2 separate regions of the Homo sapiens genome follow, and region 1 is linked to region 2. The links are chromatin contacts, found by Hi-C or POLR2A ChIA-PET in ENCODE. All regions are on one chromosome and are shown on one strand. The core of a region is the stretch at or near the end of the contact, and the rest is flanking DNA. Distances in the headings are between cores, read along the strand shown.

Evidence for each region. A loop is a pair of places that touch in the nucleus more often than their neighbours do. ChIA-PET counts read pairs that join two places held with the same protein, here RNA polymerase II (POLR2A). Pooled maps may share reads with other maps.
Region 1: a loop to region 2 is called in a pooled map, with 6 times the contacts of the local background. The contact joins two enhancer-like sites. A Hi-C loop is called at or near these places in 8 of 50 pooled maps. POLR2A ChIA-PET finds 5 or more read pairs at or near these places in 3 of 52 experiments (GM10248, OCI-LY7 and Panc1).

What each region holds. Positions count from the first base shown.
Region 1 is chrX:136,746,321-136,749,245 of GRCh38, forward strand. ARHGEF6 (Rac/Cdc42 guanine nucleotide exchange factor 6) reads right to left here. Exons shown (of 22, transcript NM_004840.3): 3 at 1,188-1,272. Among named protein-coding and RNA genes, the nearest start is that of ARHGEF6, 33 kb to the right of the region's middle. Within about 2 kb of position 1,396, at least 3 of the 41 ENCODE cell types and tissues checked have a DNase peak (open chromatin) inside an H3K27ac peak, as active enhancers do.
Region 2 is chrX:136,923,795-136,927,018 of GRCh38, forward strand. No RefSeq gene overlaps it. Among named protein-coding and RNA genes, the nearest start is that of RBMX, 45 kb to the left of the region's middle. RefSeq lists an enhancer at 1,424-1,563. Within about 2 kb of position 1,822, at least 2 of the 41 ENCODE cell types and tissues checked have a DNase peak (open chromatin) inside an H3K27ac peak, as active enhancers do.

The DNA of each region.
Region 1 (2,925 bases), core at 146-2,645, 180 kb before region 2:
ATTAGCTGTACTTTCAGCTATACGCCTTGCAATAGCTCAAAAGCATTTTTTTTTCCAAATAGCAAAAGAACAACTTTGGAGAAGTATTTTTACTTGTATTGCTATTATATACAGCTCTTTTGACAAAAACTATAATTACTCGATAGCTTCCTAGATGCTCTAACCTATTTGGCACTTGATTATATTGTCTGCTCTTGTCCTCTAATTGTTTCACGTGGGTAAGTTGAGTCTCCTTAAATAGACAGTAATTTTCTCAAAGGCAGGGACCATAGCTTTGACATTTTTTGTAGCACCTGGCGATGCTGGGCACACAGCCTCTTGACTCTACAACAGTTTGAGCAGCAAGCCTCGTGCTTGGGCATAAGGGCTCTGTAGTCATTCAGATGTGGGTCTGAATCCCAACTCAGCGACTAACTTTCTAGTTGGGCAACTGTTGGCCTGACTTTCCTTATCTGTAATATGGACCTAATAATAATAATACCTACCCCCAGTGTTGTTTCAAGGATTGGATGAGATCACCTGTGGCTCTTATGACAGCCTAGATCCAGGGCAAGAGCTCAAAGCATTTTAAGTATGATTATTACTATTCAGCTGTTGGTAAAATATACCAGGGAAGGAGTGAAGCTACATTCTAAGTGTATCATCATTTTCTTCACATTTACTAGCATTTATATTTAATACCTCTAGTGTGGTAGGTGTTAAACATTTAAATAAAAGATATTATTTTCACTCCCTATGACCCCAAGATTTCATTTTTGGTGCAAGGCTACTGAGGGGTTCCTTTACATGGACAAAGGCATACATAAAACAATGAGAAAAATATGTCTCTAGTGGGGAAAGGGAAGTGACGGCTGTATTTTGTAAACTCTATGAAAAAGGGAACTGGTCTTTCCTTTTTCTTCTCTGTTTTGTTATACTCAGTTGGTGATTCAGAGCTTTGAATGGAATAGTTTCTTAGTTCTTATCATTATATTAAGGGCATTAGAATAACATCTATGATAGGTATATTTTAAATCCTAAGCCATGAAAAATTCAAGCATTTGACATTTGTTGGGGTGTATTTGGGGGAGCAAGGGGAAAATTTGCATCACGAGAACAATCCTGGCCAGAGTTGGCTCCTAGGGTAATCACAAACACATGGATTCAAAAATGTCACCCAGAACATATAAATCACAAGCCCGGCTTACCTTCTGTTGCTTTGTTGACAGCTAAAAGAGTACTCAGTACCTTGGAGAAATTGACCCCTGAATAAAGGTCATCAGGATCAAATATCTATGAGAAAGGAAAATTGAAACCGTAAGACACTACAAGTATTCAACTCAACAAACAAAACTATCAAAAGGCCACTTCCTCCAGCTCTCCGGAAAAAAAAAAAAAAAAAAAAAGTGTAGAAGCCAAGACACAAACCTCCATATACCTTTGGGAGAAATGAGAGCAGCAGTTGAGCCGCCTAATGACATGTGGCAGGCCATCAGTGAGTCAGAGCAAAGCAGTAATGGGAAATGAGAGCCAAGCTGAGAAGGCAGCGCCCACCAGGAAATAAACAGTGCATACTCAGACCCACTCTTCTGGCCTGAATGTATCAATAGTTTCAGCCCAGTTACAGGAAGCTCATATGCATGGGTTACAATCAATGCCCATCACCTACATAATGTCCTCGACAGTCCATAAATAAGGAGGTGGAGCCTTTTTGACATGGTTGCATCTGTACAGTTTATTAGCTGTGCCTAGTTGAGTCACTGTCAAAAGTGCCTTTTTCTCTGCTCTCCTTCCTCCCAACTGCCACCCGCTGCATCCCAACTGCCTAGGATCCCAATTCCATGTTGCCCAAACTTTCTGCCCAGGTCTGCCTTTTGCTCCCAGCTTCAGTTCTGTTTCTGCTGTTTGACCTTGCCCCTCTCAGCTCATCATGAATTCAAGTATTTGCCTGCCTGGGCCTATGGGCTCTTCCTGGCTTTAGATGACTTTCCCAAATATGACCTCTGGCCTGTCTAATACTACTCAACTCTTGGCAAAAAACACATTAAGGAAATACATTTCACTTTACCAGTCAACTGTCAATCTGATATGCTATTGTCCCCAGTGAAGATACCAATCAGATGTTGTTTTCAATACAATTTACCTGTTACCTTTGAAATGTAGTCAGTGTGTTAAAATATATTGAGTCTCAAATATGTATATTTGAAATTAGAAGTGTTCTCATGCACAGGTACAATCTATTAATTTGCCAGCCAACAATGTAAGTATGCATATCTGAAGGTAACCAGATGCCCACCTTCTGGATGGAAATGCCCCTTCTAAAAACATTTTGTTCCAGGATGTCTAGAAGTCTCTTAAAGAAAACAGATTGCATCATTTTTTCCCCAAATGTGGTGATGGAAATAAAATGTACCTTTTCATATGGGACATGATTGGTAATGGGCATAGGATTTTAAAGGGTCTGTCTTCCCATTAGGTAGAGCCATTTGTTCCATTTTTAAGCTGCATATTTTCTGGGAACCATATCAAGACAAATTTCTATCTTTTTTGTACATGTTCTTGAAAACCTATAATCTGTTTTTAGAGTGAAAATATATAATATCAATTTTTCACGTTTTGGGGGGTCAATAAAGATACATGCAAATGCAAACCTACACAAGTCTGCCTATTCTAGGATTCACTGCTTTATTCATTTAATCAATGAATATTTTGCATTCAAAGTTAAAATGACCAAAAAGCCCAGATGCATCTAAAAATGAGACATTAATATATTTCTGGTAAAAGAGTAATGCTAATATTACTAAAGAGTTAAACAACAACACATTCCAAATATATTTCTGAATGCTACAATATAAAATTCAAACTTTTCCAGAAATACATTGACAAGAGTTTTGTTTTAGTTTGTCAAAGCCTGGGTGAACAAGAGGCAATAGACTAGAGAGAGTG
Region 2 (3,224 bases), core at 572-3,071:
ATGTAGTCTTAATTATTTAGGATAATTACTAATTATTTGCTGGGTCAAAGGATACGGACTTTGTAGAGGTGGGGTCTTACAACGTTGTTCAGGCTGGTCTCCAACTCCTGGGCTTAAACGATTCTCTACTGATAATTACTTTAGGGTAATTAGTAATTAATAATTATCCTAAAGTGGTTGCTGGGTCAAAGGATACGGACTTTTAAAAAAACAACCCTTTTGTTGTAAAATACAGACAGAAAGCCACAGAGAACAGAAATAGCATTTAATGAATAATTACAAGGGGGACACCTTCGTAAACCACAACAGGGCCAAGAATAGAATTTGGCCAGGTACCTCAGAAGGATTCCATGTGTCCCTGCCCATTTACAACATGCTGCTTTCTCCCAAAGTAACCACTATTGTAACTTTTATACTAATCACTTCCTTGAGTTTCTTTTGTAGTTTCACCACCTAAATATACTTCCCTAGACACTATATTTTATTTTTATATTTGAGATGGAGTCTTGCTCTGTTGCCCAGGCTGGAGTGCAGTGGCGCGATCTCGGTTCATGCAACTTCCACCTTCTGGGTTCAAGTGATTCTCCTGCCTCAGACTCCCAAATAGCTGGGATTACAGGCGCACACCACCGTGCCTGGCTGATTTTCATATTTTTAGTAGAGATGGAGTTTTACCAGGTTGGCCAGGCTGCTCTTGAACTCCTGACCTCAGATGATCTGCCCACCTTGGCCTCTCAAAGTGCTGGGAATACAGGTGTGAGCCACCACGCCTAGCCACAGTATAGTTTAAACTTGACTTTTTATATGTCTTTTGTCAACATTTTACTATGAGCATTTTCAAACAGAAAACTTGGGTGGGCCAGGCGCAGTGGCTCACGCCTATAATCGCAGCACTTTGGGAGGCTAAGGTGGGAGGATCGTTTGTGCCCAGGAGTTGGAGATCAGCCAGGGCAATATTGCAAGACCCCATCTCTCCAAAAAGTTTTTAAAAATTGGTGCATGGTGGCATGCATCCGTAGTCCCAGCTACTCAGGAGGCTGAGGTGGGAGGATCGCTTGAGCCCAGGAGGCTGAGGCTACAGTGAGCTGTGATAGCACAACTGCACCCCAGTCTGGGTGATAGAGTGATACCCTGTCTCAAAAAAAAAAAAAAAAAAAATAGAATTATATAGTGGACACTCATCTATCCAACATTTATATTCTGCAATTACCATTTTGCTCTATTTGATTTATCACATATCTGTCCATCCCTGTATCATTCAATCCAATCCATTGTGCATGTTCCTGTGTCCTATATTTCCTGCAAATTGGCAGCTGGATCCAGTGGCTTGATCAGATTCAGGTTTGGCTTCTTTGAGAAGGTGAGGTGGCAGTTGTGTTCTTTCATCAGGAGGCACATGATTTTTTTTGTCTCTCTTTTTTGTTGTGATACCTGGGTTCATTCATTCATTAGGGGCTGCAGCATGCTGAAAGAAAACAGAAGCCTGTGGAGTGAGCCAAGATCAACCAGGAAATAAACCCTTTCCCTTGCGATGTCTCTCCAGCGCCCTCTACTGACAAACCTGCTTTAGTGCCAGTTTGTAGAGGTAAACTATTTAAAGGGTCTGAATTATTTTCATGGGGGGCAAAACTCATGAATTTGGAGCTGAGAGGCAATATATCAATAACAGACACACCTTACACGCATGTACGGACCAGATAAGGAAAACTCTACATATTTCCAGAAACTTATCTGTGTGCAGCTCTGTTCTCTCTGGTCCTCTGCTCCATGAATTCTAGTGCCTTTGGCCTCCCTGGACTTTGAACTTTGTTTTCTCAACCCTAGGAGACTGCAGGGCTGTGCATGGATACCTTTTCCCTGTGTCACAGCCTGGAAATTTTATCTAGGAAGTAAGCTGGAGGCAATAGTAGGGCTTATCTTATTTGTTCCCCTTCCCTAGGTGATCACTCTTATATTTCTTGTCCAATGTTTGGAAACTGTTGCTTTACATATTTTACTCATTTTTAAAGTTGTGTAAGTAGGAGGGTAAATCTGGTCTTTGTTATTCTACCATGTCTTGGGCCAAGAAGGAAGTCCCACCTCCTTATTTTCTTTTTTAAGAAACATATTTTTATTTATTTATTTATTTATTTATTGAGATGGAATTTCGCTCTTGTCGCCCAGGCTGGAGTGCATTGGCACAATCTCAGCTCACTGCAACCTCTGCCTCCCAGGTTCAAGTGATTCTCCTGACTCTGCCTCCAGAGTAGCTGGGACTACAGGCACCTGCCACCATGCATGGCTAATTTTTGTATTTTTGGTAGAGATGGGGTTTCGCCATGTTGGCCAGGCTGATCTCGAGCTCCCGACCTCAGGTCATCCACCTGCCTTGGCCTCCCAAAGTGCTGGGATTACTGGCGTGAACTACTGTTCCCGGCCTGTTTTATTTTTAATTTTAATTTTTACTTTTAAAGTTGACAAAGTGTTTATATTTACGGTGTACAACATGCTGTTTTGATATATGCTTGCATTGTGGAATGACTGAATCAGGCCACCTTTTTTTTTTTTTTTTTTTTTTGAGACAGAGTTTCACTCTTGTTGCCCAGGCTGGAGTGCAGTGGCGCAATCTTGGCTCACCGCAACCTCCACCTCCTGGGTTCAAGCGATTCTCCGGCATCAGCCTCTTGAGTAGCTGGAATTACAGACATGTGCCACCATGCTTGGCTTATTTTGTATTTTTAGTAGAGACGGGTTTGTCCACGTTGGTCAGGTTGGTCTTGAACTCTTGACCTCAGGTGATCTGCCTGCCTCTGCCTCCCAAAGTGTTGGGATTATAGGCGTGAGCCACCGTGTCCGGCCTTGCTTTCTTTTTGTATGCATTTGCTTGGTATAACTTTGCTTATCCTTCTATTTTTAAGTTTTCAGAATCTCTTTGTTTTAGATATGTCTCTTGTGTACAACATATTGTTTGTTTGTTTTTGAGACCGAGTCTTGCTCTGTCACCTAGGTTGGAGTGCAATGCCATGATCTTGGCTCACTGCAACCTCTGCCTCCTGTGTACAAGCAATTCTCCTGCCTCAGCCTCCCAAGTAGCTGGAATTACAGGCATGCGCCATCACACCTGGCTAATTTTTGTTTTTTTAGTAGAAACGAGGTTTCACCATATTGGTCAGGCTGGTCTCGAACTCCTGACCTTTTGATCCACCCGCCTCGGCCTCCCAAAGTGCTGGGATTACAGGCGTGAG